Regions from separate parts of the Mus musculus genome. Here all the other regions are linked to region 5. A link is a loop called in an ENCODE intact Hi-C map of the cell type or tissue named here. Cell type or tissue: left cerebral cortex. All regions are shown on one strand.

The links. A loop is a pair of places that touch in the nucleus more often than their neighbours do. Peaks named below come from ENCODE experiments on the same cell type or tissue, not always from the same donor. Only the 100,000 strongest peaks of a DNase experiment are listed, where the experiment ranks them.
Region 1: it touches region 5 in a loop (7-fold over the local background); 18 of 42 quality-filtered maps call a loop at or near these places.
Region 2: a loop joins it to region 5, with 10 times the contacts of the local background. A loop is called at or near these places in 2 of 42 quality-filtered maps.
Region 3: it touches region 5 in a loop (2.5-fold over the local background); 5 of 42 quality-filtered maps call a loop at or near these places.
Region 4: it touches region 5 in a loop (2.4-fold over the local background); 6 of 42 quality-filtered maps call a loop at or near these places.
Region 6: it touches region 5 in a loop (2.5-fold over the local background); 13 of 42 quality-filtered maps call a loop at or near these places.
Region 7: a loop joins it to region 5, with 2.1 times the contacts of the local background. A loop is called at or near these places in 11 of 42 quality-filtered maps.

The regions. Positions count from the first base shown.
Region 1 is chr2:166,561,676-166,565,675 of GRCm38, reverse strand. It overlaps Gm29679 (predicted gene, 29679), which reads right to left and starts at 1,154. Exons shown (of 2, transcript NR_152154.1): 1 at 826-1,154; 2 at 1-735. In left cerebral cortex, CTCF peaks have their summits at 975 (motif pointing right) and 1,590 (motif pointing right); DNase peaks (open chromatin) are centred at 5, 996, 1,584 and 2,368.
Region 2 is chr2:166,481,280-166,485,279 of GRCm38, reverse strand. No RefSeq gene overlaps it. Among named protein-coding and RNA genes, the nearest start is that of Gm30908, 12 kb to the right of the region's middle. In left cerebral cortex, a CTCF peak has its summit at 1,531 (motif pointing left); DNase peaks (open chromatin) are centred at 1,478, 1,830 and 2,348; H3K27ac peaks cover 1,895 bases.
Region 3 is chr2:166,258,801-166,262,800 of GRCm38, reverse strand. No RefSeq gene overlaps it. Among named protein-coding and RNA genes, the nearest start is that of Gm11468, 13 kb to the left of the region's middle. In left cerebral cortex, a CTCF peak has its summit at 3,949; DNase peaks (open chromatin) are centred at 1,056 and 1,512; H3K27ac peaks cover 949 bases.
Region 4 is chr2:166,353,859-166,357,858 of GRCm38, reverse strand. No RefSeq gene overlaps it. Among named protein-coding and RNA genes, the nearest start is that of Gm14268, 34 kb to the left of the region's middle. In left cerebral cortex, no CTCF peak of the experiment used is centred here; DNase peaks (open chromatin) are centred at 1,726 and 2,245.
Region 5 is chr2:166,154,052-166,158,051 of GRCm38, reverse strand. Sulf2 (sulfatase 2) reads left to right here and starts at 2,369. Exons shown (of 21, transcript NM_028072.5): 1 at 2,369-2,549. In left cerebral cortex, a CTCF peak has its summit at 2,347; DNase peaks (open chromatin) are centred at 3,177, 3,665, 3,678, 3,851 and 2 more places; H3K4me3 peaks cover 1,984 bases; H3K27ac peaks cover 1,807 bases.
Region 6 is chr2:166,098,718-166,102,717 of GRCm38, reverse strand. All of the region lies in intron 3 of Sulf2 (sulfatase 2), which reads left to right. Among named protein-coding and RNA genes, the nearest start is that of Gm52534, 19 kb to the left of the region's middle. In left cerebral cortex, no CTCF peak of the experiment used is centred here; DNase peaks (open chromatin) are centred at 1,635 and 2,188; H3K27ac peaks cover 802 bases.
Region 7 is chr2:166,344,973-166,348,972 of GRCm38, reverse strand. No RefSeq gene overlaps it. Among named protein-coding and RNA genes, the nearest start is that of Gm14268, 43 kb to the left of the region's middle. In left cerebral cortex, no CTCF peak of the experiment used is centred here; DNase peaks (open chromatin) are centred at 1,623 and 2,234.

The sequences.
Region 1 (4,000 bases), 410 kb before region 5:
CACATGGTATACAATGTAGGCAAGACACTCACATACATACAGAAAAGTAGACAAGTCTTTAAAAGTGCAGCAAGGCCTGGAATCCAAGCTGGCCACAAGCATGCCCATCATAACGGATGCCATACAGCCAGCCAGAGCATCCTGAGCACACAGGCCTGGGCCCAGGTGGGTCCCACACAGTTTGTGGGTGTTCATCTGCTTGGGCCAAGATGGACTTCATGGATTGCTGGGGTTTGTAGGTCCAGCCCAGCCAGCTGCTTCTTGGGCTAAGTTTGATGTGCAGGCCGTGGCCAGCCCTGGGTGACCTCCTCCTTCCGTTCCTCCTCATTTTCTCCCTCCTCTTCTTTCTCTCTTCCCTCATTTCCCACATACAGGAAAACACCGACACTTCTGTCCATTTCTCACGAGTCCCTCATAGTCCCCACCCGTCCCTTGTCTATTCGAAACACCGCTGGGTCTCTGTGGAAAGGTAGCCTTGCCTCTCAATTCTGGTTTCAAACAACAGTACTGATCTCTTTAAGGGCTTCTTTGAGGGTTTCAGGGCAGGGAGGGGAATCTTCTGGGTCATGTGGATTCCAGATGTGCGCAGTTGGAGTTGCCAGGAGTCTCTGAGATGTCCACAAGAATCCTGCCCCGGGGTCTGCAGAGAGAAGGTCCCCCAGAAATGATTCGGGGAGACTGGAGGCAGGGTGTCTGACTTTGAGCCAGTGCTGTCCTTGGATCTGGTGAGAAGACCTGGGAACATAAATTGCACACTTGACCCTACCGGGTGCAGGTGTCTGTGTTCCGTCTGGTGGGACTTTCAAGCCGAGGGGAAGGGCTTACCTTATGACTTCTGAGGCTAGAGTTCTTGCCTCTGTCCCCTGATCCTACAGCCCCTGTGCTTGCCCGAAGGAATGTCACTACCTCTCTCAGAGGCTCAGTTTCCTTCACGACAGCCTGGCCCTGAAGTAACTTTCTGAAGGCATGTAGAGCCCAGCCTGTCCAGCAGAGGGCACCAGGGACCGCGGATTGCCCAGAGGTAGCAGTTGCCTGGTAGGGTCCTTCCTAGGGGCTTCAGACACAGTTTGGCCACAGGTGCCCTCATTGAGGACAACGCCTGCCTGCAGGGGTGGCTGAGGCTAGGCTGTTTGGATAAGCGGCCAGGCTGAAAGGCCGAATGACGTATAAGCGTCTTTTCGTTAGTTTCTCAACGGTTTTTCTTAGGTCTCTCTCTCTCTCTCTCTCTCTCTCTCTCTCTCTCTCTCTCTCTCTCTCTCTGGTCATTATTTTTGATTCTGTCCTCCCCTCCCCCCGCGCCCCTCCCCCCCCGCGCCCTTTCTGGGTTTTCTTTGCCTTGTGCTGGGTCTCTGGGCGTGATTTTGGGTGTTTGTTTGTTTGTTTGTTTGTTTTTCTGTTCTTTCCTCTTCTGTTCCCTTCTCTCCTTTGCCCTTCGTCTTTCTTCCATTTGGATCCAGGAGAACACAGGAAACCCTTGTCACCCACAGAGGTGCTTGTGGGGGGTGTGGCCGCTAAACCATGCTTACTGTCTTCCCCCAATTCCCCCACTTACCACTGGAACCATTTAGAACTATGACCACCAGGTGGCGCTGTGGGCAAGGCTGTCTTGAGAGGGAGCCCCTGCCTGCTTCAGAGTTAAGAGGCAAGGCAGAGGGGTAGTGGGGGCCAGGGGGTGTTCAGGAGTCACTTGAAGGTAGAAACTGCCCACATGCGTATGTCCCGACGCCTTTGAAGAACCAGTTGTGACATTCAGACCTGACACAGTGCTCAGTGACTTGGTGACACTCTTACCACTCTACAGAGGGGGAAAAAAAAAACCCACTCAGTTGGCTTAAGGGTCAGATGAGTAGTTCCAGATGCAGTTCCCAGTCAGAGGCAGGGGCATTACATATGACAAACAGGAGCCACCAAAGCCATTGGATTTTTTTGTTGTTGTTGTTTTTTGTTTTGTTTTTGTTTTTGTTTTTTGTTTTTTGTTTTTTCGAGACAGGGTTTCTCTGTGTAGCCCTGGCTGTCCTGGAACTCACTCTGTAGACCAGGTTGGCCTCGAACTCAGAAATCCGCCTGCCTCTGCCTCCCAAGTGCTGGGATTAAATGCTTGCGCCACCACCGCCCGGTGCCATTGGGTTTTATGGACTCTCTTTCAGATATGCCACAGGAGGGCCTGGCTTTATTCTGGGAACCCAAGCAGCAGAGAAGAAAGTGGAGAAGAAAGAACTGAACGGGCCTGAGCTCATCACTGGGAAGAGAAAGTGACTTTGTTAGTGTGAGCTCTGCTTCTACGCGTTCAAGGGTGACTGCTAGTCTTAGCAGCATCTTGATTGGATCTGGGGTCAACTAAGAGATGCGTTTGGGTGGATGGGTGAAAGTGTTTTCCCGAAGGACTAGCAGATGGGGGAGGAGGGAGGCCATCCCCCGGAACGGATGGCACCTTCCAGGATGGCCCAGATATGAAGAGTTCTGAAGGAAAGGCAACACTAATTATCTTACTTAAGATTTCTGTGCGGTGATGAAACACCAGGACCAAAAAGCACGTTGGGGAAGAAAGGGTTTATTGGGCTTACACTTCCACAGTGCTGTTCATCACCAAAGGAAGTCAGGGCAGGACCTCAAACAGGGCAAGAACCTGGAGACAGGAGGTGATGCAGGGGCCATGGAGGGGTGCTGCTTACCGGCTTGATTTTCTTGGCTTGTTCTGTCTGCTTTCTTAGAACCTAGGATCACCAGCCCAGAGATGGCACTACCCACAATGGGCTGACACCCCCCCCCCCATTGATCACTAATTAAGAAAATGCCTTACAGCTCGATCTCAAGGAGGCATTTCCTCAAGTGAGGCTCCTAACTTTCTGATTAGCTTTTGTCGAGTTGACACACAAAACCAGCCCATACATTGCTTTAGCCTGTCCTCACTCACTCTTCACTGATGAGTGCATCTACCCAGATGCTGCTGCCGCCGCCGCCGCCACCATCCTTCACTGAGATCAGAACCTAGGTCCTTTGGCCTTCCAATCAATTCCAGATCGATGCCCAGCTTCTCTCTGGGAATCCTCCAGGTCTTTGGGACCAGGCTGAGGCATCCAGCCTCACTACTGAGTAGCTAGCAGGTTCGGAGCCTCTCCCAACAGCTACGGTTGGACTCAGTCCTGTGTAAGTCAATCCAATTGGTAAATCCCTTTGTGACATATATTCGTTCTGTAGGCTTTTCTCTGAAGAACCCTGAAGGACAGTGTGGGACACTCCTTCCCATATGGCCTCTTGCTCTGACTTCATTATATTTATTCCTCTGTGTGTGTGTGTGTGTGTGCGCGCGCACGTGCGTGCGTGCATGTGCGTGCATGTGCACACACACGTGTGGGAGTCAGTTCTTTCCTCTTACTTGTGAGTCCTGGAAGATTGGACTCTGATTGTCAGGCTTGGAGGCGAGTGCCTTTACCCGCTGAGCTGTCTCGCCTGTCTGCATACCTGCAGTTTTAGTTTGCTCTGGGACCCACAAAAGCCGACATTGGTCTCAGACAGAGGCAGAAGCCAGTCACAGGGCCCTGCCTCTCTGGCGATGACTGGTAGCCATCAAGTCACTTTTGACCAATGAAATGCATGGGTGCTGTGCTGGAGAAACTCTGGAAGGTTCTTTGCTCTGTGGAGGCTTCCAAGGAGCCTGTTTTCTCCTCCCCGCCCCCTTCCTTCCTGCTCTAACCATCATCTGGCCACTCCTTCCCACCTCTGCCGCCACCACCCTATCGTGGCTTGGAAGGTTCAGGGCCTTTGCATAAGCTGCTCTCTGCAGACAGTTCCCACGAATCCTGAGGTTCCTCCCTCTGGATCTGTCTCAGATTCCCTGTCGGTGAGGGTCACAGAGCTGTGTGGGCATGCTTCTCTGTCCTCACCAAGAATTTGTCTTTCTCTGCTTCCCCCGGGGCCTTCCTTAAATAGTGACTGAGTGCAGAGCTGGCAGGTCACTCCCCAGGCCCTTCTTTCTCTGCTCCAGCTCATCTGTCCCCAA
Region 2 (4,000 bases), 330 kb before region 5:
TAGGGAAGTTCAGTCTGCCGCATCAGACTAGGCACCAGGAGTGGAGGGGCAGGACGATCGGCTGGACTGTGGCAGCAGGGGTGTGGATGGAGGTCATTCTCATGACAGGGGACCAGGAAGGAGGCCAGTGGTGACTCTAGTGTTTACTGTCAATGCAAAACAAAACAAAACAATTCTGAGCCTAAGGGGAACGTGAGATAGTTTATTCTGTAGCCATTTTGAGTGAGCGTGGCTAAGGAACACAGATTTGAGTTATCCCAGATTCCATGGTCCAAGGCAGAAGCAGTTTCATGATGTTTTTATGGTTTTACAGAAAAGAGAAAGTCATAAATCAAGGCTAGAGTGCACGGGTGGGTACATCAGACAGATGGCTGCAGAGAGATGGGGGGAGCTGTCCTAGAGGTCTCAGATGTGTCTGATGACATTGCTAGCGTTTGGATTCGTGGAATCCAGTAGTCTGCTAAGTTAGTAGATCCCAAGTTTTTTATCTACTAGCCACAAGTTGTTAGTCCACACACAGAGATGGGCAAGGAATGGCTGTCACAGATGGCTAGATCTAGCCCAAGGTCAGGTAATCGGCTCTGGAACCTGCCTGGTTCCAACCTCTCCAAGTCACCACAGTGCTAAACAGCCACAGTCTCTGCAAACATGGCTGCTCCCCAGGAATTCTCATGGACACTGGCAAGCAACATTTCACCTGGATTTCCTCCAAACCTTGCTAAGGTGATCTCAGCAGCTGATGTGCTTTTATAAAAAGGATATGTTTTATGGAGCACAGTATGGTGAGGTGGGAGGGGGTACCTCAGCCAGCCTATGCTGAGGCATCCCTCCCCTCCATTCCTAGGTACCAGCCATATGATAGGTCTAGTACAGAATAGAGTTCATTTGGAGGCATGGGAAGGAGAGTTGAGGGGATGGAGAGAGAGAGAGAGAGAGAGAGAGAGAGAGAGAGAGAGAGAGAGAGAGAGAGAGAGAAGAGGAGAAGAGGCTGGCCAGGCCAAGAACATGTGAGGGTCGGGGAGAGAAAGGTGTTAAGGAGGGCAAAGGGAATCAGGGTTCAGAGTCAGAGAGGCCCATCTGTCCCTTTTATAGGAAGCCAGGCCTACTGGCTGTTGCTAGGTAATTGTTGGGCGGAGCTTAGAAGGAATGCTAACAGCAGCCATGACACTTGGCATTTGAGAGACCAACTCAACACACTAGTCACTGGTCTTGGTCAGGAAGCTGACCTGTTCTTCATGGGCACTTGTGCCTGGGCATTTGCATGTGGGAAGAGAGACATTGTCACATTGAAATTACCTCGACTATTCTATTTTCCCTTATATTTCTTCTTATGTTATAGCCTGGACATCAAATTTAAAAAACAGAACCAAAAGGATCATGTGTGGGACCAGAGCGATGACTCAGAGTTTCAGTACGCTTAGCTGCTCTATCAGGGGTGGGGGCTGGAATCTGGTTCCCAGTGCCAGTGTTGGGTGGTTCACAGAGGTCTGTAACTGCATCACCAAAAGATCTGATGCCCCCTACTGGCAGACACACGCACATAAAATAATAAAGCAAATCTTAAAAAACTATATAGATTATACTATCTGTGACTTTCATTTTAAGTTTGGACTACAGTGGAAATGAATTTTGAAATTGTATCTACAATGTAGCTTCAGGACTGTTAGGGGGGAGAGCTGCTCTTCCTTAGATGTAGCTCTTTCCCCAGGGAGCCTGTGACCTCATTTGAAGGAGCTTTTGAGCGCTTGCTAAATCAAGCCAGGTTTTCATGGCAAGAGCGCCTTACTTTTCTTCTTAGTTGCACGTCCTCCTCTGCCAAGACTCCTCTTACGGCCACGGCTGGAGGCTGGTGTAATTTTTATCCTTACATCCTCGGGCTGTCGAGACATGCCTGGAATTGTCCCCATCAAGTGTGGCAACCTGGCTCCGGTTTGTTACAGATGCTGCTGAGGCTGCTGCCAAATTTAGGCCACTGTCAGTGAGCAAATAATTTGTCCCTCCATAGGAGATAGAGAGACATCAACTCGAAGGAGCAAGGCAGGAAGCTTAGTCATGCAGATGGCACAGAGCACAGAGGGCAGAGGAGAGGCCTCCTTCACAGTCTGCAGCAGCCTGGGGTCTGGAGCCTGGAGGCAGCTATGGAAACACTGGCCAGGGCAGCCTGTGCTCGGCTCAGCCACAGAGGCTCCAGACAGGAGCAAACAGCACCGGTTCCCAGGACACCGAGAAGCAAGAAGTTAGCCAGAGGCTGCCTGGTCCTCAGCACACACAATGGGGGTCATTCCCCATGGAATCTGGAAGCCTCAGCTGATGCTCAACACACTGACTGGTTCTCACAGGGGACGGTGGGGGATGGGGGACGGTGACTTAGCAGCCAGGAGAGGTCTCTTGGATACTGGGAGAGCTGTCACTGTGATTCATGGCTCCTCTGACATCACAGGGAGGATGCAAAGTCAAGGTAGCCCAGGAAATGGGACATGGAGGCAGGACAGACAGACAGACAGACAGACAGACAGGCAGGCAGGCAGGCAGACAGGCAAGCAACACACACACACACACACACACACACACACACACACACACACACACACCACAGCAAATAAGGAATTGATCAGATAGGACGCCTTTAGTTCTTGTAAGCCACAGACATAGCCCTTTCCAGAAGAAGATCCACTAAATAAGGTATTCTGAAGCCACATGGAGACTGAAGACAGTAGGCACAGACCCCAGGGTTCAAATTATGCATCATCGGTGTCTTTTCACTTTTCTTCTTATACGTGGAGAAGAAAACAACCAAATAGTCGAAGAAAGGGAGGCTCCACATCAGAACCAGTAGAGGGTCTGAGCAGGAAGCCTTGGCATGGCTGTCTGCTGGCACTGGGAGAGGCAGGCACCCCTCTATCTGTGAAACGGGAGTGATGCTGGCCTTAAAGGGCAGGCTTCTACTGAACACTCTGGGGTCAGTCCTGGAACACTGGGCCCTCCAAGAGATGACTTTTTAAAACGTCCTCTTGCACTTGGCAAGGCCTGGGTAGCCCAGTAATGCTTATCCTGCTAAACGTTTCTGGGTAGAACTTTCTAGATGCCCCTTGGTGTCCCTTGTCTGCTGTTATATTAATACAACCTCCTATTTCTCAGTGTAAAGATGTTCTCACATGCGCCATGGCTTGAAGTGTTCACAAGGCTGCGTTCTGGTCAGTAGGAAGGGAAGTGATGGTCTGAGTTCCACATTGTGTCCTTCAACATGAGTCTGTTCCCCCGTCTGTACTCTTCCTACCTTTGGGAGTGTGACTCTGTTAGTGACTCTGTGGGGGCGGTTTAGGGTCGACATTCCGGGAGGGTGGGGCCACAGGCAGGGCCTGTTCCCCAGTGTCTCAGAACTGCAGCTTTAGGTATGGGTAGAAGGGGCAAAGGGGCGTGGGACACAGCTTATGGTTGTAGACTTGGCCTCTGTGTCTCCTTTACCCACAGGACCTGAGTTCTTTTGTCTGTCCTTGCTTGAAAACTCCAGTCTTCCCTGATTCCACTTGACTTCTGAATTATATCTTCCACCCCTGCTCCAGGTGAGGGACCAGCATGTATCGGGTGACCTGAGAGTCTGTGCTGCGGTCTGAATCTCCCCCTCTAGCTTTGGCATCTAGAGTGCTCATGACCTTGGTCTAGGAAGGGGGTCATCTGCAATCACAAGAGGTTGGATCAGAGGCTTGGACAGGTCCTGTGTTCTTGGGACATCTCTGACTTCCAAGTATGACAAGGCAGCCATGGTACTATAATTAAATTAAGACGAGGTCGGGTGGGAGGATGGGGGGCAGGGAGGATCATTCCATGCTGGCGACAAGATGAGAAAGTTGGGAGATTGGACAGGCCAGGTGTAGGCAGACTGAGTGAAAGGAGCGAGAGATCAAGACAGGAAAGACACTGACAGAGGAGGCCTGTGACACAAGTCAGGCCCAGCACTTTGTCTCACTCCACCCCACCCCAAGCTGCTGCCTCCCTCTTG
Region 3 (4,000 bases), 100 kb before region 5:
AGAACTTCTAAATGTGACCTTTCTCGTCCACATGGGCATGCCGTTTATGTGGTCCTGTTTTCAAGAGTTTCACTGTAATTCCACTGCCTGGTGGGGTGGTTAGTGGGTGATACTCTGCCAGTTCTCACACTCCTTGCCTGGAAAAGAGGATGAATGAACTCGGAGTCCATGAGAAGAGGTGACTCCACTCACCCCACCCCTGCAAATTCTCCCATCTTGGTTCCAAGCTTGGTTCTGTAAGTCCCAAAGGCTGAATTCCCCTTGGTACCCAGGGACATCAGCAGTCACAGCCGCCACTCTGGAAGCCCCTGGGAGGCAGGCGAGTGGGTATACTTTGCACTCAGGGGTCCTTACTCTTCCTTTGTCACCTCTTAACTAAGGACAGAACTCGTGTGAGTGTCAGCAAGTGCTCTCCCACTTGGGTACGAGCCATATTTCCAAGCCTCTTTAGCTTTTCCTTTTGAGGCAGGGTCTAAATTCCCCAGGAACTTGGCCTTGCACCTGACCTGTGGTCCTGACTGTCCTGAGTTTGAGGTGTGCCACCTCAGCCTCTGAGAAGGCTCAGGGGGTTCAAGTCTGTTGCACCACACCCAGCTAACTTGGGGCTGCTTCCTCGAATCCTCGACTTCTGGTGGCTCATGCTGCCTTTGCATCCTTGGGGGTATCCAGTGACATCTTAACACACCCATGTCAGCCTGTGCTTCGGAGGAAGGTCGATGTGGATCCTCAGAGGATGTGCTGGGGTGAAAGCTGAGCGCTGACTTCCCTCCCTCATCCACAGCTGTTTCCTGTCACGGGTCACAGCCCTTGGAGGCCACTGCTGAATGCCCAAATGTCTTTTTCTAATGACCCTGCAAGTTTCCTGAGAGGCTGCTCTGTGGGTGACAGTCAAAGGGGCACTGTCAGATTCTCTGAGGGCTGTAGACGGTCTCCATCCTGTCCCCACACACTTGTAGTTAACAGATAGAACTTTCAGTTGTGAGGACACCCACAGTCCCTGCCCGAGTTTGGCACTGGGTACCTTCCCCAGCATGGCTCCATTTATCTGTGAGGCCTGTCCCTGGAGGGAGTCACATCCAAGGTGGCTGACTGCTTGGCCCTTCCTCTTTGTTCCCTCCCTGAAGTTTATGCTGCCTCATCCAATCTCAGAGCCTCTGCCAGAATCTGTAATGAACATATATTTCCACACAGACTTTTTAAATTGGTCCAATCTTCTGGGATCCCAGTGTCCACATTATAGACATCACGGGGTTCCAAACCGAGCCCAGAGTTTAAAAGAGAGCTGAGCCTCATTCTCTCAGATGCTTGAGAGAAACACTTCTCCTGGCCAGCAGCGTAGGGTACCGGGAATGCTTTAATAGTTGCTTTATCAGCTCCTCTGTCAGGAAGCCTCTTGGCCGATGAAACATTAAGCCGTTTGAAAAGTATTTTTTTTAACTTCTTTGTGTGAAGCCCTCTTAGATGTGAGAAAGAGTGGGATTCAGCTCAAGCAAATGAAGCAACTCTCCGAGAGTCCCCATCCTTGCCAACAATTTTGCTGCAGTCTGAACGGTGCCAGTATGACACAGGGCCCACTGCTGCAGGCGTCAAGTAGGGCATTTACTAATTCAGAACTCTAAGACTTTGGTAGAGTGCTTGCCTAACAGGCATGGAGCTGTGGGTTCAGCCCAAAGCACTCACTAAACCAGACATGGCGGTCTATACTCCAGCTCTCAGGAAGCAGGAGCAACAGGGGCAGGAGTTCAAAGCCATCTTCACCACATAGGAAGCTGAAAGCCGCAGTTTCCCAGGCCATGACATTGATACCTGCTTCCTTATACATGAAAGTGTGTGTAAGGTGCTGCTGAGAGCGGTGCCCAGAGATGAAAGCAGGGGTCCCTGTTACTGTTGGGGGGCTCACTGAGAACTGTGTTGTGATCTACAGCTGTCAATCACATCTTGGTCTATGAGGCCCTGCTGGCCCTAAGCCCTTAGCGTTACATCCAAATATACGGCCAAGCTCAGAATCTCGTGGGCAGCAGAGGCTTCCAAGGTGGGAGATGCACATTGTATGGAGCTGTCCCCACAGTGTGGGGGACACTCAGTGGAGAAGAGGTTCACTGTGTCATTGTGAACCTCCCCCCAGGTGGCTCCTGTCAGTCCCCTGGGAGGGGTTCATGCACTGAGATGTCGCAATAAGTAGCCATAAAAACTTAGCTAAATGTTTAAATGCAGGCAACTTACTATTGCAATGTCTTAACGACTGGATTTGGCATAGTAGCCTTCAATGAGGCACGATGGTTCCCTCCCATTTGGGTTGTCACAGGGGATGGAATGGATAGAGACAGGGAACGTAGGGCGTGCTGAACCTCAGATGTCAGAGGTGCAGAGGTTAGGATCCTGGGGTGGGCTAGGCCACACAGGTGATACACTTTAAGTGGAGAGGGGAGTGTTGGATCATCCAAAGCTACACTCGGAAGTCACAGGAACAAGATGTATTTATTGTGCTACTAGATCGATATATGTAGAGCTTTCCGAGGGTGGGGGCCACAGCCCCTGGGAGGATGAGGAGAGAAGAGGGTGTGGCTTGGCTGGAGTGGGTGTGGCTACCCTTCTGATCCTTGTTCCTTTTCTGTTATAGAACTCAGGCTGTCACAGAATGGGTCCTTCCTGCTGGGGGAGGCACATGAGACTTCTAGCCGAACTCTAAAACCTCTCCTGCATCAGGTCTGTGACGATACTCAGAACTGTGAGCCACAGCCAACCTTCCCTCCTTTAGCTTGTTTATGTAAGGTGTTTGTCAACTGTGGAGGGGAGCTAACCCACATCCAACCAAGAGGAATGGTTATAGAAGAGGAGGAGATGAAGCCCATTGTGGCAGTACACACCTTTAACACAGCACTCTGGAGGTGGGGGCAGACAGGCGGGATCTCAATGAGTTGGAGGCCCATCTTGGTCTACGTAACAAATTACAGCCCAGACATGGCTACATAGCAAAATCTTGTCCATATATGTTTCTCTTCTCTGCTTCTGAGTCCTGTGACAACTGATGCCTCAACCCAGCTCTGCCTGTCCCCAAAACTCCACAGAGCATTGGGACCACCAGAGGAGGGCCTCATGCAGCTCCAGCTGGGACCCAAGGTTCCCATTCAGCAGGTTCATAGCCTAAGACCTTACCAACAGGTTCAGAGGAGCAGAAGAGGCTGGGGGCTGAGAGGACAGAGACTCTCTCCCACGTTCACCTGAAGATGGGGACCGCTTGACCTGGGTGTCCTAGTGTCTTACTCAGTGGCCTCTCCTAGGTGAGAGCCTGTGGCGTGTGGTTTAGGGGTTCATTTTGTACACGCATCTCCCTTCCCCATGTCCGGTTCACAAGTCTCCAGCTATATCTCCTCCTCCTCCTCCTCCTCCTCCTCCTCCTCCTCCTCCTCCTCCTCCTCCTCGATGCTCCTCCCCAGGGACTGCCCAGAGCTCTCCTCTCCCAGGGTTTTTACACCCAGGTTGCCCTCTGCCCACCCTGGTCTCTCCAGGGCTCACTAACCCCCTCAGACAGACCCTCCATGACTTTGACCTTGACCTCCACTATCCCTTAAATCACCCATCACCTCCCAAAGATCCTGCAACTGTTGTTTGTTTTGATGGCCACTGTTGTTTGTCCTTCAGCGTAGAAAGTAGCAGTCAAGGACATTATTCGGTTGCCTCCTGTCTCAGCACTCAGAGCACAGCCTGGCAGGCCAGGGCTCTGTGAACACCTGCTAGTGATGTCACAGGAGCAGAGACTGTGACCCAGGCTCCAGATCTGCCTCCCCATAATATTCTGGTGCCTGCCCTGCTATTTTACTCTTTCTCGTGGGAGAGAGGGACCGGGACGTTCAGGTCCTGGGGAGGGGGGAGGGGAGAAGGGCCAGGCCCAGCCTCCAGCGCGAGGCACCCTGCAGGGCTGTGCCTGTCTGCTCTTTTCCCTCCTCTCTGGCTCTCAGCAGGAGGCAGCACTCTTAAGCTTTCATTTCATCCATTATGA
Region 4 (4,000 bases), 200 kb before region 5:
CACGGCTGTGACCTGGATGGACCTGGAGAGAGAAGCTGTGTCCCCTCAGCCCAGGACCTTGGCGCAGTCCCACCGTACCCTACCCAAGCAGTCACTGTGTTGGTTCCCACCAAGGGATCTGCACTTTGACCTCACGGAGAGACACACCCACCTAGCCAGCCTCCCCAGGAACAGGACAAGGAGCTAGGCTGTTGTCCAGGAGACTTTTCTGACAGAAATCTCAGTGATTTGGAGGGATAACTGCTAGTGGTGGAGTGGAAGGAGGGTGTGAGGAGCAAGCCAGGACTCTGAGCCTGTGACTGATGCCTGCCTCCCTCATCTGATGATATTCTCTGGGACAGTGGAGGTCGAATTGGGGGTGGGGGGGTGAAAGTAGACATTTCAGGGGGCTGAGGCGTCTGGCATCCAGTGTCAAGTGGAGACAATAAGTGAGTTTCCATTAATGCTGGGCAAGCCAGTATTTCAAAGGAATAGAGCATGTTGGGCCACTGACAAGAGGTGTCCAGAGTAAGGGACAGGGGAAAGAGCCCCAAGAGTCTTCTGGGGCCTCTAAGGTGGCCATATGAGAGGAGAGGCAGGGGCTGGAGAGATGGCTCAGCGGCTAAGAGCACACTGACTGTTCTTCCAGAGGTCCTGAGTTCAATTCCCAGCAACCACATGTGGCTCACAACCATCTGTAATGGGATCTGATGCCCTCTTCTGGTGTGTCTGAAGACAGCTACAGTGTACTCATATACAATAAACAAACAAACAAACAAATAAATAATTTTTAATGAAAAAGAGAAAGAGAAGAGAGGAGAGGAGGGGAGAGGAGAGGAGAGGAGAGGAGAGGAGAGGAGAGGAGAGGAGAGGAGAGGAGAGGAGAGGAGAGGAGAGGAGAGGAGAGGCAGGTATCATGATCATGGAGTCTAAGGCAGCACCATTCTCAGGTTTGTGCGTGGGAATGCTGCAGTGACCATGACCATGACCATGACCCTGACAGCTAGCATTACGGAGAACACTGTCTAAACGCAGCTTCACGCTATTGGAATAGGCATCTAACTTTTATTTTATTTTGCCCACAAAGGGCACCAGCGAGCCAAGGAACCAAGCCATCTATCTAACAAGGCAGAGCTCACAGCGACAGGGCCGGGTAGCCTTGTGGTCTGCGTGGGTTCCGCCCATCTCAGGGAGTCCTTGATGGTCGATCAGTTAAGGCAGCCATGGCCTCCACAAGGCAGGCACTTCGGGCCTTAAATGACCTACACAGAGGAGGGGTTTGGCAGGCAATTGCCAAATCAACCTGGGCTGCCTCACGTACATCCATGGCTTACACAGGTAACCTCGGACTTCCCTTGAAATGGCTCCAGGAACTCCAGGAGGCAGGGCACAATGCCCCATCAGGATTTGTGGGGCTCTCTCCCCTATTCTATTCCCCGCTGCTGTGAGGTCAGTGCCAGGCAGAAATCTCTCTTCCTCTGCAGCTCTGGGCCACCAGCAGGACAGTGTAGTCTGTGTCCCCTTTGGTAATCACCCACCATAACCTTGCCAAAGACGACATCATTCCAACCCACAAAATACGGTCCACTGCGCCCCATCTTCACAGCCTCCTCCATGGGCACGGACACGAATGCATCCACTTGTCATGCAGCTTATGTAAACATGATCCCATCCCAGTCACACTTCCTGAACACAAACACATGCTCACTGATCTGTAGCCATCCACCCCACAGCCCAGCTGCTGGCAGTTGGCTGCGGGGCACAGGATGAAACATAGGTACTGCAGAGTTGGGAGGCTGCCAGGGTGGAACAGAGGAAAGCCAAGCCTTGAAGGATGAAAAGAAATTTGTTTATGGAAAGCCATGGAAACCCGGGATTCATTCATTCATTCATTCAGCCATTCATTTGTTCATGTTGCTAGAGGTGATGCCTTCATTTGCTTCTTTGTGAATGATCCCGCTCCCCCAAAGAGAGTAAGCTCTCTAAGGAAGGGTTTCTTGTCCCTTTCTCTCCACAGACCTGAGCTGGGTCTGCCATCCATCTCCATAAGGAAGCTCTTGATAATAACTATGAGGTCCACAAATGTCTCTGTTATCCACAACTCCCGGGGCTCTCTCTGCTGGAGGCAGCTTGGCTGACCCCAGATAGGATGAGCATTTCAAAATGCATTAGTGACTTTTCTTATTTAAATCTCCTCACACGAAGCCACTTAAGGGACATTATTCTGGATTACAAGTCGAGAGGATCATCCCACGGAGGCAGGGAAGGTGTGGGAGCAGGCAGGAAACAGGAGGCTGGCTGGTCACATGGTATTCCTCATCAGGAAGGAGAGTTTAAAAAAAAGTGGAGCCGGGCTATAAAACCTTAAGGCCCGCCCCAGTGATCCATCCCTCCATCACAGAGGATCTTCCCCCTAAAGGCTCTAACCTTCCTAAACTGCACCACCAGTTGGGGTCAGGGTGGGGAGCAAGCAGTTAAATCCATGAGCCAATGGGGAGCGTTTCACATTCAAATTCCAGTATCACCAGTTAGAATCTTTGACTCTTCATGAGCAGAGATGAAATTAGTGGCCCCTTCCACGTGGAGAGAATAAATGTATGAGGAAGATCTCGGGCTGCAAACCCTGCTGGTGATTTCAGAGCTGTGGAGAGCAGAGGGTGGAGGTAGGGAGTGGGGCAGAAGAGAAAGAGAGGGGAGGAGCCGGGTGGTGGTGGCGCACGCCTTTAATCCCAGCACTTAGGAGGCAGAGGCAGGTGGATTTCTGAGTTCGAGGCCAGCCTGGTCTACAGAGTGAGTTCTAGGACAGCCAGGGCTACACAGAGAAACCCTGTCTCCAAAAAAAAAAAAAAAAAAAAAAAGCGGGGAGGAGGGAAGGGGACAGCTAGACAGAGACAGAACATTCCCGAGACCTAAATGGCCTGGGTCATCAAATTGCCCCAAATGTCACCTGAGAATCATTCAGGGCAGAGGGCAGAAGGGGAGTGCAGAGTCTGGGGTAGGGGTGGGAGCTCTCTAATCATAGGAGGCTTTAGAAAAATCTTTCTAGCTCTGAATCCCTTAGAGATGCATCGGCTCAGGGGCTGAGCCGGGATAGCCGTTTCCCAAAAGACCCTCTGTGGGTGTTTTGGGGTGTTCTCCAGATACACAGTTGTTATTTTAGTAACTGTCTGCAGAACCTGGAGATGGGCAGCGACGTCCTAGCTGGTGTCACTTTGTGTGTGGCTTGGTGTAAAACTGGTGTGAGGAGACAAGGGTGTGGGGAACAGCTTTGGTTGTGCAATGGAGGCTGACGCTGGGAACTTGCTGGCCTTAGGAGCTGCTGCTCTGGGATTTTAGAGGTTCTCTTTGAAGGCTGGCAGATGAGTTAGTATGAGAGGGAACCTGTGGCACTCACCCTTCACCAACCCTTGAAGAAAAAGGGAGGAGCCCTTCTGAGGGATGGAGACATCCTCCATCTTCATGGGCCAAGTGGGTACCAGCAGTTGGGAGGCTCTGAGCCTTTGTCCTGGCTGTTCCTTCCCCCTGGGTCCCTCTTCCCTGTCCTCTCATTTGGCTCCTCTTCTTCATTCAGCTTCTGTCTCACGTGTCTACTGCTTAGAACTGCTTTTCTTCATGCCCCACCCTATCCTCGCCATTCTCTAACCTTCGGTCTCTGTGTCTCCTCAACTGGGAGTCATCACTGTCATCTGTTGATGTGCTTAGCATCCGACCCCCTAGAGGAGGGACCGTGCCCTGACTGCTCACGGTTTGGATCTAAGAAGGTTTGGGGTTTGCTGGCTGAACAAATAAATAGCCTCGTAGTCTCTGAGTCATCCTTTGCTCCCGCTCAGATGGCTTTGTTTCCTGCTCAAGCCACATCGAGGTCATTACTCTTCCTCTCGCCCAGGACAGAGCCAAGGGGCCTTCCTGCTGGAAGCAGAGCTGGCAGGGCTTGCTTTAACAATGGCAGGTGGAGCTGAGCAAAACCCAAAAGCTGCACATGTGATGCTCACTGCTATCGAGGCAGCCATGCGGCTGGCTG
Region 5 (4,000 bases):
CCACAGAGAAAAAGCAAGGCATAGGGGTGTCAGGACAAAGGTTCTCAAGGTTAAACCAACAATGGGGGTGTTAGCTTGAGAGTCTGGAGTTCAGACGGCTCCATGGTTGTATACCCAGCTCTGCTATTTGCAGAGACGGATATTAATCAGGAGCACAGGGGTCATAGAAGAAAGGCTGGCCTGGACCAAGTGTCTAGAAGGCAGGGGCTGGAAACTCAGGTCCTGGGGACCCTGTGTAGCCCACCCAGGCCAGAGATGAACTGTAGAAGAGACAGTGACTCCCCAGGCTGGGGGACTCTGACCCTGAAGTCCCTCACATCTTTAGATCGACACAGAAGTTCTTGAGTGGGGCCAGCCGTTTTCATCTTCCTGGAAAGAGCCCAGGCAACAGGCTGAGGCCCAGACCAGCAGGGTTAGGTGTGCACTAGGAGTTAGGGGGAAGTCAATTGTCTTAACTGATTAATGATTCCCTGAATCACACACCCAGGTACACACACACACACACTTGTCCCTAAGCTCTGTCTCCTCCTCTGTAAAGAAGAAAAGTGGTCAGGTGCTGGCATTGCCACCACTTTCCATTTCCATTACAACAAAGAAACATAAGAGAAATCACATGATACCACCCTCCTCCAGCGCTCAGTCCCAACTGGGAGACTGAGAACTGCCCTCTTTCCTGGAATTTCTGTTGGGCACACCCATCTACAGAGAGTCAAGTCTGAAGTGCAAGGGTGTGGTCCTAGTGTTTTCTGATGTAAATCCCCAACTTCTAGAGCATTCTCTAGAACCTCAGAGCAAACAGGGCACAGATTCCATTCTGCATCCTTCCTGCCCAGACCGCAATAGGACACTGCAGACCTGCTAGAAAGTCACTGCTGAAATAAGGCATGTGGTTCAAAGCCAGGTGCAGCCTGTGGGCTGTGTACAAGCCTCTGTCATCTCTGAGCATACATGTTCTCCAAAAACTATGAATGTACACTTCATGTGATGACCAGGTGCAAAGCTCTCCATTTGGCCACAGAACCTGCTGTTCTTCCTGGGAGGAGAACCCCAAGCCAGGATGGGTATAGCATGTAAAGTTACCTGTTGCAGAAAAAGAGAAGGATACAAAAAGATCAAGTGTATACATTGTTGTTGCTTCGTGTGCTTCTGAGACAGTATCACTATATAGAAAGTTTGACTTTGGGTGATCCTCCTGCCTCAGCCTTCCCAGTGCAGGCATCACAGATGTGGGCCACGAGAATACTGTCTGAGTTGACCCTATAAGGATATATAAATTAATCAATTTAATTATTCAATTAAATGTCTGGGATGTTGAAACTGATTACACCTGCTTTTCTATCTGTTTTATTGGTTTATTTTCTGAGATTTTTTTCCTTTTGTTTTGTTTTGTTTTGTTTTGTTTTGTTTTAATAGGGTCTCCTGGACCTCCAACTGGTCTTAATCACCCTGTGTGTAGATAAGGGTGACCTTGAATTTTTTATTTTCCTGCCTTTGCCTCCCAAGAGCTGGGATTGCAGGCGTGCACCAGCACTGTACATTTGATGTTTGTTTGTGTGTTTGTGCTTTCTAATGAAGTTCTCAGAATCTCAAGGATGGGAGCCCTCTGCCCCAAGCATCCAATGAACAGCGCTGCAGGGGCCCAGCCCCTTCTCATGCAGCACTGAGACTGGAATGCCTGGGGGTGGGGTGGAGGGTGGGGGGGGGGGTTCATGAAAGCGAATACTCACGCCTAACATCCTGTATCCAGCCAGGACTCTACACTAGCCAAAGGTGGGGCTTGCCCCCGGCTTAGGAAAGCAAGTTCAGGGTTAGTACAACGACTGTATGGGCGGAGTCGAGAGCCCCCCACGCAGTCCAGACAACCCGCTTGAATTTTAGATAAACAGCGAGGACGTGATTTTAGTGCATCTCCATCGGTGCCCTGTTATTTTTACTACGTGAATTTGACAAACGCTATCCATCAGAAAACTAGAAAAATCCCACCAGGGGAAGGAGGATCTTGAAAATAAGCGCAGCCTGGGGGGTCAGATACAACTCCGGAGCTCAGCTTCTTGGGTTCAGATCCTGATCCAACTATCTGACCTTGGGCCAATAACTTAACGGCTCTGTCTTGATTTCAGTATCTATAAATGGATGAACATCTTGGAAGACTTTCAGGGGTTACGTTTCCATCCGAGGCCCGCCCCGTTCCACCGCAGGGTCGATAACCCCCTAGCACATCAGCTGTACTTTCTGAAGCTACTGGTGGGCTCTGTGAGGCTCTTCACCCACCCTTGGCAGCCAGGGCCCCCTCAAGCCTCTGGTGGCTTCGGGGACGGCAGAAACCGCGCAGACAGCACCACCTGGAGTCAGAGTTCTCCCTTTACCAAGGGAACCGGCCTCCCCTTTCTTTCCCATTCCCGGCCCATGTCTGGGCAACGCTTCTGCTTTCGCTTGAGCTCAACTTAATTTCTCAGAGAGCTTCGGAGACGCGTGGGAAGGTCCCAGGCGCGTGGGCAGTTCCTCCCGCGATCTAGCTTGGGGATCGGCCCGAGCCGGCGTCTCCAATGGCAAGTGTGTGCGTGTGTGTTTAGAGGCGAGCGCGGGGCTTTCAGCTAAGGCTGCCGGGTGTTTGCAAACCAGGGCGAGCCCCTGTGAAAGCGGATAAAAGAAAACATTTATTAACGTGTCATTACGAGGGGCAGCGCCGGGCCGGGGCTGTCGCACGCCTCAGGGAACACTTGGCTCCTCGCTGCTGGGAGGGAGGAGGACGAAAAAGCGGAAAGAGGCTGGATTCTCTGCGCGCCAGCCCGGGGGCCTGATCCATGGCCCTCGCGACTTCGCGCCGGTGTCTGGTGGACTAAGAGATGCGCCCCCGGTCCGAGTGGCACACACGCGCGCACACACGCACGCGCGGTCCCGGCTCGCCGGCAGCTCCCTGCTCAGCGCACATCAGCCTCAACTCCGCGCCCAGGGCGAGCGGGAGCGGGTGCGGGTGAGTGCGCCCCGGGCCCGCGAGGGTGCGCGCTCGGCGGCGGGAGCGCGGCCGGCCACCGGCTCGGCAGGCAGCAGGCCGGGAGCCGCCGGGACTTCGGGCCGGGGCGCGGGGCGGCCGCGGCGGCGGAGGTGAGGAGCGATGGCTGAATCGCCGGGTCCCCGGCGGGGCGGGAGGCGGCTGGGTCCTGGGTCCTGGCGCGCGCGGAGGCCGGGGCGGGCGGGGCGAAGCAGAAGCCGGGATGCCGCGGAGGCGGCTGGAGCAGCGGCAAGGCAGAGTCCCCTACGCCCCGCGGCCCGGCCCGGCTGCGGCAGAGACGCGGTGAGGCCGCGGGGGCCGCGCGGTGAGTGGGGCGCGGGGCCGGGCCCGGATCACAGATTCCAGGGCGAGCACGGTTCAGGTGAGCCCAGCCGGTCCCCGCTGCCCGGCTCAGGGAGGGTGTTACCCGGAGGTTTAGGTACCGGCCGGCCTCAGTGGGGCTGACCGATTTGACCCCGTCTGCAAGGCTGGGCGGCTAGGGGAGGACTTCCCGCGCCCCGGTGGTTCCCGGGGAAGGGCGCGTGGACCCGCGGGCTGCAGGAGCATGGCCCGGTTGACCCCTTGAGGTTTAGATCCAGAGGGCCAGCTAGAAGCCAGACCACGTGTGGCTTGTCCGGGCAGGACCCGAGCAAGCAGGGACTAGGAACTCGCAGAACGGAGGACAAATGAAATCGTAAAACTTCTCCCGCGCCAGGTCAGAACCCATCGCCCTGCAGACCTGCGTCCGCCGCGGGCTCCAGAAGCCCGGAGGGGACGCTGCAGCGGGGACTGCGACTTCGTTTAGAGAGTAGTAGTTCATTCATTCATTCATTCGACAAGCATTTGTGGCGCTCTGAGTGTACCAGGCACGGAGTGTCACCCAGGGAAGCGCGGATGGTAGTGTTAGTCCCTGCGAGGGCGGCTGGTGGCGAAAGGAGGCTCCAAGTGGGCAGATGGAAGGAGCCACCCGCGGGGCCATGGGTCTGCTTAGTGATCTCTGCCTGGAGG
Region 6 (4,000 bases), 55 kb after region 5:
TTCAGACTCTCAGGCCACACCCTTCTTGACTATAGGCCAGTGTGAATATTGGGAGATGTGATTGTAATCCCCTTCCCCTCTACCTGACAGTGCCCGGAACATGTACCCACATCGTGACAGACATAACTTCATCACTGTCCCCAGGGAGGTAGCGACACCCCTACTGGCCCCACTCAAGTTCATAGTACTCTGCACACAGACTGCACTCGGCTGACACACACACACCCCCTTCCCCTGCACCCCATTCTTGTCACAGTGCTCTTACAGATACTAAAATAGAAAGCCTTTGGGATTCTGGTTTGGTTTGGTTTGAGGTTTATTTTAGTTACTCTGTGTGTGTGTGTGTGTGTGTGTGTGCGCGCGTGTGTGCGTGTGTGTGCACGCGCATGCATGCTCGTGTCACAGCATGAAGGCTGAGGACAGGGAATGCCTCACAGATGTCAGTCCACTCCCTCCCCTGCATGGGTTCCAGAGACTGAGCTCAGGTCATCGAGTTGGCAGCAGATGTCTTTACCCACTGAGCCATCCTTCCAGCCCACAGAATGCCTTTAGAATACGGTACCTGCCCTTGCGCAGGGTATGTGCATCGGCCTGAATACCTCAGCCAGATCGATCCTGTCAGCTGCTGGCTCATCACATACCCGGTTTTAGCAGGTGCCCACTGGGGCTACAGTGTCCAGACGGGCTTGTGCCCTCTGGACTTGCATCCTTGGTGGAGGGGAGAAACATATAGGAAAGTGGGTGCCTCAGTGGGGTGATCCCAGAGAAACTGAGAAGAAGTGACCCTGAGTGCAGAGACAAAGGGGAAGGCAGGGTCATCTTGGGTCAGACATCACATGGAGAAGGGGCAGGTCCGTGAGACCGACAGAGGGGTGTCCAAGGCAGAGGGAGCAGCTGGTGTAAATGTCCTGGGGCGTTTAAGATGCTGGAGGTCGGAACCCTGTGAGCCAAGCACAAGTCACTGTAATGGAGTCAATGGTCTTGAATTCAGAGGATCCTTCTGGCTATTTGTGGATGATTGATTCTATGAGGAGACAAGAGGGGAGGGAGGCTGAAGTATGGGGGTGAGTGGATAAGGTGTGCACATGTTCTCTCTCTCCCTCCCTTCTTCCTTCCCCTGAAAGGTCTTGTATGCATTTAAAATAAGCATTCTACCAATGAGTTAAACCCCAGTCCCTAAACTTCTCTCTCTTTGTGGACTGTCTTACCCAGTGGGCTGACATGGGCTCAAAAGAGCCACCAACTTGGGTACAGCTCCTGAACAATGGTTTCCTGCTCGCTTCTTGGGACAGAACACCCTTTTCTGCTTTTAAGGTCTCTCACCTCAAAGTGTGAACCACAGGTGGAAGATGATTTCCTGTGCTCCAGGGACACAGCAGGGCATGTAGGCTGACAATAGGGACCTCAGCGACCAAGGCACAGAAGTTGGGGCCTGTGGCTTGTCCAGGGTTACAATAAAGAAGGCCAAGAAAGAGGAAACCTTGGGGATGTGGGAGTGAATTGACTTCACAGTATGGAAGGGACCTGCCCACGAAAATAAGTCTTTAATGAAATGTCAGCCACACACCGTGTGATTCAGCGGGTCCGCTCCGGAACACTTCGCCTCCTTCACTGTTATTTACCAGTTTTGTTGAATGTTCGATGTGGGTGGAGGTGGTGTAGGGTGAGCCTATGCCAAAATTGCTGTTGTCCTTGAAACAGCCCTGTTCACAGCTCTACCCAGATGGCCAGGGACCAGGGAGGGAGGAACGGTCTGTACTACACTGCAGGCTGAGCTAGCCCTCCAGGCAGCCCTACAGCAGACCTCAGGATATATCTATCACCATCTCATCTTCAGTAGGTGCCTGGCCTCTTGCACAGCAGTAAACCCTGGTGTTCAGCCGTCAGGAAACAGGGGTGATGCCCTCTACATGTGTTCTGCAAGGGGCTGACAGGTCCAAGGTACAGATGTGGTCACTCTGCAGGCTTGCTCTTATCCATTCTGTCACATGCCTCCTGCAGCACAGGGTAAAAGGGGAGCATGCACACATGCACACGCACATGCACACACCCCTGCACATACATGTGTGCATGCATGCACACACCACACACAGTTGCCCTGAGATTCCCATTGTATCCTCCACTGCCCTCAGACTCGCAGCGATGCCTCCCAGGCTCTCCGATGCCAGGCATCCTGCCAGCTCATTTCTATCCCTGATCGCCGCACGACACAGCTTTTTCAGACCACAAACACATTGTTATGAGGCCATTTGAGTTTGTTTCAGAGCTAGGAGAGATAACAGAAGGGTCTGGGCCTCCTGTCAGGCGGCGAATGGCTCCCCAGCAGCCCTTAACGCAGACAAGTGGAGCGAGACAGCCAGGAGGGGAGGCGCTTGCCTGCTTCAAATGTTAAGCAATGGACAGGGCAGAGGGAAGGACTGGGGGCCTGATCCCTCACAGAGGAAGGTGAGCACACAGGTGATTTCCCATATCTGGCATCAGTTAAACCAGGTGCTAACAGGCGAGAGGCTGATAAACCAGGTGCTGACAGGCGAGAGGCAGATAGGATGCAGATAGATGCTTGTTACGATGATAGTTTAACTTTAGGAACTTGTGTCGTGGTTTTTTTTTTTTTTTTTTTTCGAGGCAGGGTTTCTCTGTGTAGTCCTGGCTGTCCTGGAACTCACTCTGTAGACCAGGCTGGCCTCGAACTCAGAAATCCGCCTGCCTCTGCCTCCCAAGTGCTGGGACTAAAGGCGTGAGCCACCACACCCGGCTTTGTGTCATGGTTTTAAGCAATATACCTGAACAGTCAGCCTACATCTCTCCAGGTTCTACCTCCAAATTCAACCACCAAGGATCGGAAGTGTTCAGAACCAAGTGCAGACGTGCTGGTCGAGTCTAGATTAGTTTTCTTATCATGATATCCCAGACTAGAGGGCGTAATAACTATCCACAGATCATTATGTCAAACTGAGTTGTCTAAGAAACCTGGGAACCAGCTTGAGTATCTTGGACTCTGCATGTGGGCCTGTGGTCTGGAAAAGCTGTGTCTCAAGTTGGAATGAGCTTCTGGTCTCCACAGGCCCTGGAATCCCTCACCCACGTGAGGAACCACTGTTAACAGGCATCCAGAGAGGGACATTATTGTCTCCATTATAGATCTAAAGAGCCAGGCACAGTGTCTCAGACCTGTAATCCCACCACTCAGGAGGCTGAGGCGGGAGGATCAAGTGTCCTAAGTCAACCTGGGACACATAGCAAGACCCTATTTCAGGAAGTAAAGAAAGAATAAGAGATTTGCCAAGGGCACACTGCTGGGGGATTACTGCATGCGTGAGGATTTGGGAGGTGATGGATTTGAAGTTGTTTTGTTTGTTTGTTTGTTTGTTTGTTTGTTTTTACATTCTTTGCGTGTGTGCGTGCACACCTGCATGTGTAGAGGACAGAGGACAACTTTCAGAAGTGTCTTCTCTCCTCCTACGACATGGTCCCCAGGGACTGAACTCAGGTGTCAGACTTGGCAACAAGTGCTTTAACCCCACTGCAATATCTTACCTGTCCTGTTTGGAGATTTTAGAGTTTTGCCGGGCAATGTCGCTTTCTTTGGGAAAAGGTCTACAGTTTGCACAACACCTCCACAGACCCTACGATCTGTAAGCTGTCCCTGGGTCCCTGTGTCATGGGTGTCCATTATTTTTTGTCCCACCCACTTCTCTTCACTGACATCATTTAGGATTGCCTTCAGCTAAGGTCCCTCGGCTACCAGTGGCATCTCAGGAGCGCTGACATCCCTGTGCGTTTCTTGTGCCTGCCGTGTCTCCCTAGAGTCCTCTCTCTGTCACCAAGCTCTCTCTGGTGGCATCTACTTTATAGAACATGTGACTGCTCTGACACTGGGTGCCTGAGGCAACACGGCTCTCCACTCGGGAACTGAATGGCTTGTGTAGCAATGTGTCAACCGCAGACTGTGCAGGAAGGGACACACTTGACCCTTGATCCTGATGTCCCGTCCACACAG
Region 7 (4,000 bases), 190 kb before region 5:
ATCAGCTTCCTCCACAGAAGCCTGTTTGCAGCCGGCCCAGACCTGGAAGGAAAACACCATTTAGCTTCTCTCCTCTAATCTTCGCCATGGGTCTCTAAATCACCAGATGTCGCTCAGCGCCACTCAGCCAGAAACGAGCAATGCTCCACAGTCATCCCTTCAGAGTTATGGTCCCTGTCACCTCCTGTTGATGGCTCCTTTAGGGTGAGAGGAAGCAAGGCTTGTAAGCCAGCAGCCTGGAGAGTGGCAGGCACTTGGGGGACCCTGCCGATACGTGACTATGCCCCTCTGGGACGGCTACTGCCCCACCAAATCACCCCTGGCTGCGCCCCTGTGTTCGTAAGTTAACTTATGACCTTCTCATGTTCCCTGGAGGTGACAGTAAGCCATCAATTCACAGCCTCCTGACATGTTCTGTGCGGCTGGTAAAAAATAAATGTCACCTGATATAATAACTGGGACTTTGCACATGAAAGTCTGGGCTTTACGCTGTCACAGACAGACAGACAGACAGACAGACGGCCTGCCAGCTTTTCAGGCAGATGATCTGCACTGTGCAGGTCTGTTTCTTCATCCATAAAGGGAGTGTGGAGGGCTGAGACAGGCCAGCTAGCTTTGTCTTAGCCACATGAGACCCAGTGAGCCTGTGCGAGGCTCAGAGAAGTCTCCTTTGTATCACTCTCTAGATCCTGGCTGGTATCTCAGGCTGAACTATATATAAAGTCGGCCCCAGGCCCTGTGACTGTAACCTGTGGCAATTACTTCCTCTGCATTGAGATATGTCCCTTGCTTCCTGGAAAGAACTTTGCTAGGATCCAGGAAGCAAAGGAAACTTAAAGACCTGGGAAGCACCTGACCTTGGCATTCACAAGGCCTAGATGAATGGTGATAGTCTCCTGGGAGCAGGGGTCTCTCAGACCTTCCTAGTCACCAGCAAGCTGTGCAAGGAGCTCCAGGCACGCAGCGTTAGTGCCTTGCCCTTCCAGCCCCATGCTGGGGTGAGATGTTCAGTGATGTTCATCTTAGTCGCCCACACTCCTGCAAGGAACCCCGGTACACTCACTGGTACACTGGTACACTTGCCTTGGGTGGAATCCTGGAGTCTGTCATTGATGTCCACCTGGGTGAATGGGGTTTGAGTCTTATCTCCCATGTACAGGACCATGTCTGTGAAGTACGCAGATGTGAAGAGGCCAAGGGGTCCTGTTTCTGGATCAGCCTGGGACCCTCGCTCTAGCAGCCAGTGTCCCCATGAGTCACAGAGAAGGCAGACAGGCAGAGGAGGAGACTACAAGGTGCAAAGCCTGGACTGGAACAGGCGAGACCACTCGGCTCCCTCCAACTCTCGCTGGAGAGATGGTGTCCGCTCAGATGTTATCTTGACAAGTCCTATCCGGGAACTAGACCCATTCTAATGAGCGTCCAGGAATTTAGTGTTGTCTTTAACTAACAAAACAAAAAAAATGATCAAGAAATGGTAGAGTCTCTCACCCAAAGGAAAAGCTATTACAAGAATTTATCTCACAGGGGTTTTTAGAAAGGAGAATGAAACAGGAGACTCAGTCTCCACACACGCCGCCCACCCCCCAGCAGCCCTGCTGGCTCAGACATTATCATTCTCTCCTGTCCCTGAAGTCTCAATGGTTCTCTTCACTACCGTTGCTCTCCAGCTGGAAGCATAGTACTGGGCGTGCTCTGGTGTCTGAGGAAAACTCTGTCTCCTCTAATCCTATCCTTACTTCCATCTTTCTCTCTCTCTCTCTCTCTCTCTCTCTCTCTCTCTCTCTCTCTCTCTCTCTTTGCCTCAGACCCTAGAGTCTTGTGACTTCTGGATAGCAAAGGGCAGGGGGACAGTGTAGAGAAGGCAAGCCATTCAGAATGCCAGCCTGACCCAGCTGGCGTTGGTGACTCGGGTGTCCCCTCTCCAACCACATCAGGAAGATGTGAAGGGAACAGAGGCCCAGGGGTAATCAGAGTTGGAATGGGGGCTTGATTACCTGCCCGGGGAATAGTGATTTATGGGTGATTCTCTCTCCTCCAAGGTTGGATGGGAGCTAATTTCCCGGCAGTCTTAAATCATGCCCCCCCCCCCCGCCACCCCCTTCCTGCACATGCCGCAAGGAAACTCAGGGGCTGTCATGTGCCTCGTGTAACCAACGACTTGATTAAAATGAGGGTGTTGAGGAGCTGTGCCCACCTCCCTGCCAAGGCGGGGGCTCAGCAGGAGCTGGCAGCGTCATTTATCCCTGGGATAGTGGCAGCCCACACACGGCTCGCTTAACTTCATGTTTGGCTGCTGATGGGTCTTCATTTATAGATAATATAAACAGGTTGACAGGGCCCTAATTAACTGATTTGTGGTCCCCTGGGAACAAATGGTTATTAATATTCATCAGCATTTGTCACACGTAGGCAGATGCCTGGCCCCGACATGATCATAATACGTCCCCTCCGCTGTGTGCACCAGAATTCCTGATTTGTCTCTGGCCTGTGGACTCCAGAGAGCATCAACAGCCGCTAATGGCCCCGCTCCAGGAGACTGCCTCTCCTTGAAGGTCTTGATGGTAGCATTAATGCATGATTTGCCCATTATAACTGGTCAGATTTCCCATCATCCTCTTCTCTCCCTGGGTGTCCTTGGCTCTGCTTTCCTCCCACACCTCCCTTGAATCTCTTCGCAGACAAACCTAGAATTTCCTCCTCCAGGAAGTCTTCTGGGACTGATCACTGCTGTCTCTCTAGATGGCATTATTCTTATCTGTTTGGGGTTTTACTAATTTGAGGGTGTGCTAATTGACTGTTTCGTTTTGTTTTATCCAACAATTCTCTGCCTCACGAACTTTTTTGAAAATTAGGATGAAATATATTTCTTCCTTTGGAAGCAGAGTCAGTTGAGGGTAGGAAATTAAATAACCCCCCACTCAGCGATGGTAGTAGCTGAGGGCCCTTTGAGGAGCTTATGAGCCACTTACCGACTCACCTCAGCTCCATGAGGCAGGTGTGTGAGGGCCATTGGGGCCCAGTGATGAAAGAGCAGAGGTCCAAGGGGGCATGGCCAGCTGGGTGATTGATGGCCTGGGAGCTCGGCCAGCCGGGTAATTGACGGGCTTGTAAGTGTTCCATGTTTGGTGGTCCCGAGCACTGACTCCTGTGCGCAGAGTTGTTTATTTATTGTGCAACTCTAGCAGATCTTCCTGTTATTTTCTATGTGTGCTCAGTCAGTGGTCTGTCTGTCGCAAGCCCTCTGTGCCCCTGATCCCCACCCCTGCTTGTGCTGCCCTGAGGAAAATAGAAGCCACCTCTCCCCAGGCTCTGAGACCTTGGGCAGGTCACCTGACACTTCTGAGCCAAAGGCTTTTTTCTAAGCTCCTGGTTCTCCACCAGAGAGACTTGTTTGTTTGTTTGTTTGTTTGTTTGTTGTTTTGCTTTGTTTCTCCTACCCAACCCAAGAGACTTCTGCCAAAGTCCTGAAATGTTATCACCCCAACTTAGGAGGGGAGGCTGTGGCTGCCATAGCCCACTGTCCCAGCAGACCAGCCTGTCACTGGGATACCCAGGCCCCAGGCCCCAGGCCCCAAACCAACTGTATTGCGGTAAAGGAACTCCTGTGTAGGAAATCAAGAGATTTCAAAATTCTGGACAAGGATGCCTCACCTAGCATACTGCAGCCTGGGGTCTCTCACCACCACTGCAGAGATGAGAAAACAAAACTTAAAACACTAAAAAAACCCCAGGTCTCTGCCTCCTAAGTTGCAGGAGACAGCTAAAGTGTGTGGCGCAGGTGTGTGTGTGTGTGCTCGCACACACACCACTCCCTTGTCTGTTGTGTCCTGCCATGTCTCTCAGACACAGCCCCTCCTGCTGAGGGCACTCCACTGAGTCAGGTGTTTCATTATTGGATACATTGTAGCACACGATGCCCGGCACCTGCAACATAAGGCTGGATCGATCAGCTTCCTTTATGTCCTACAGAGACGTGGGAAAATATCAGCACTCGGGA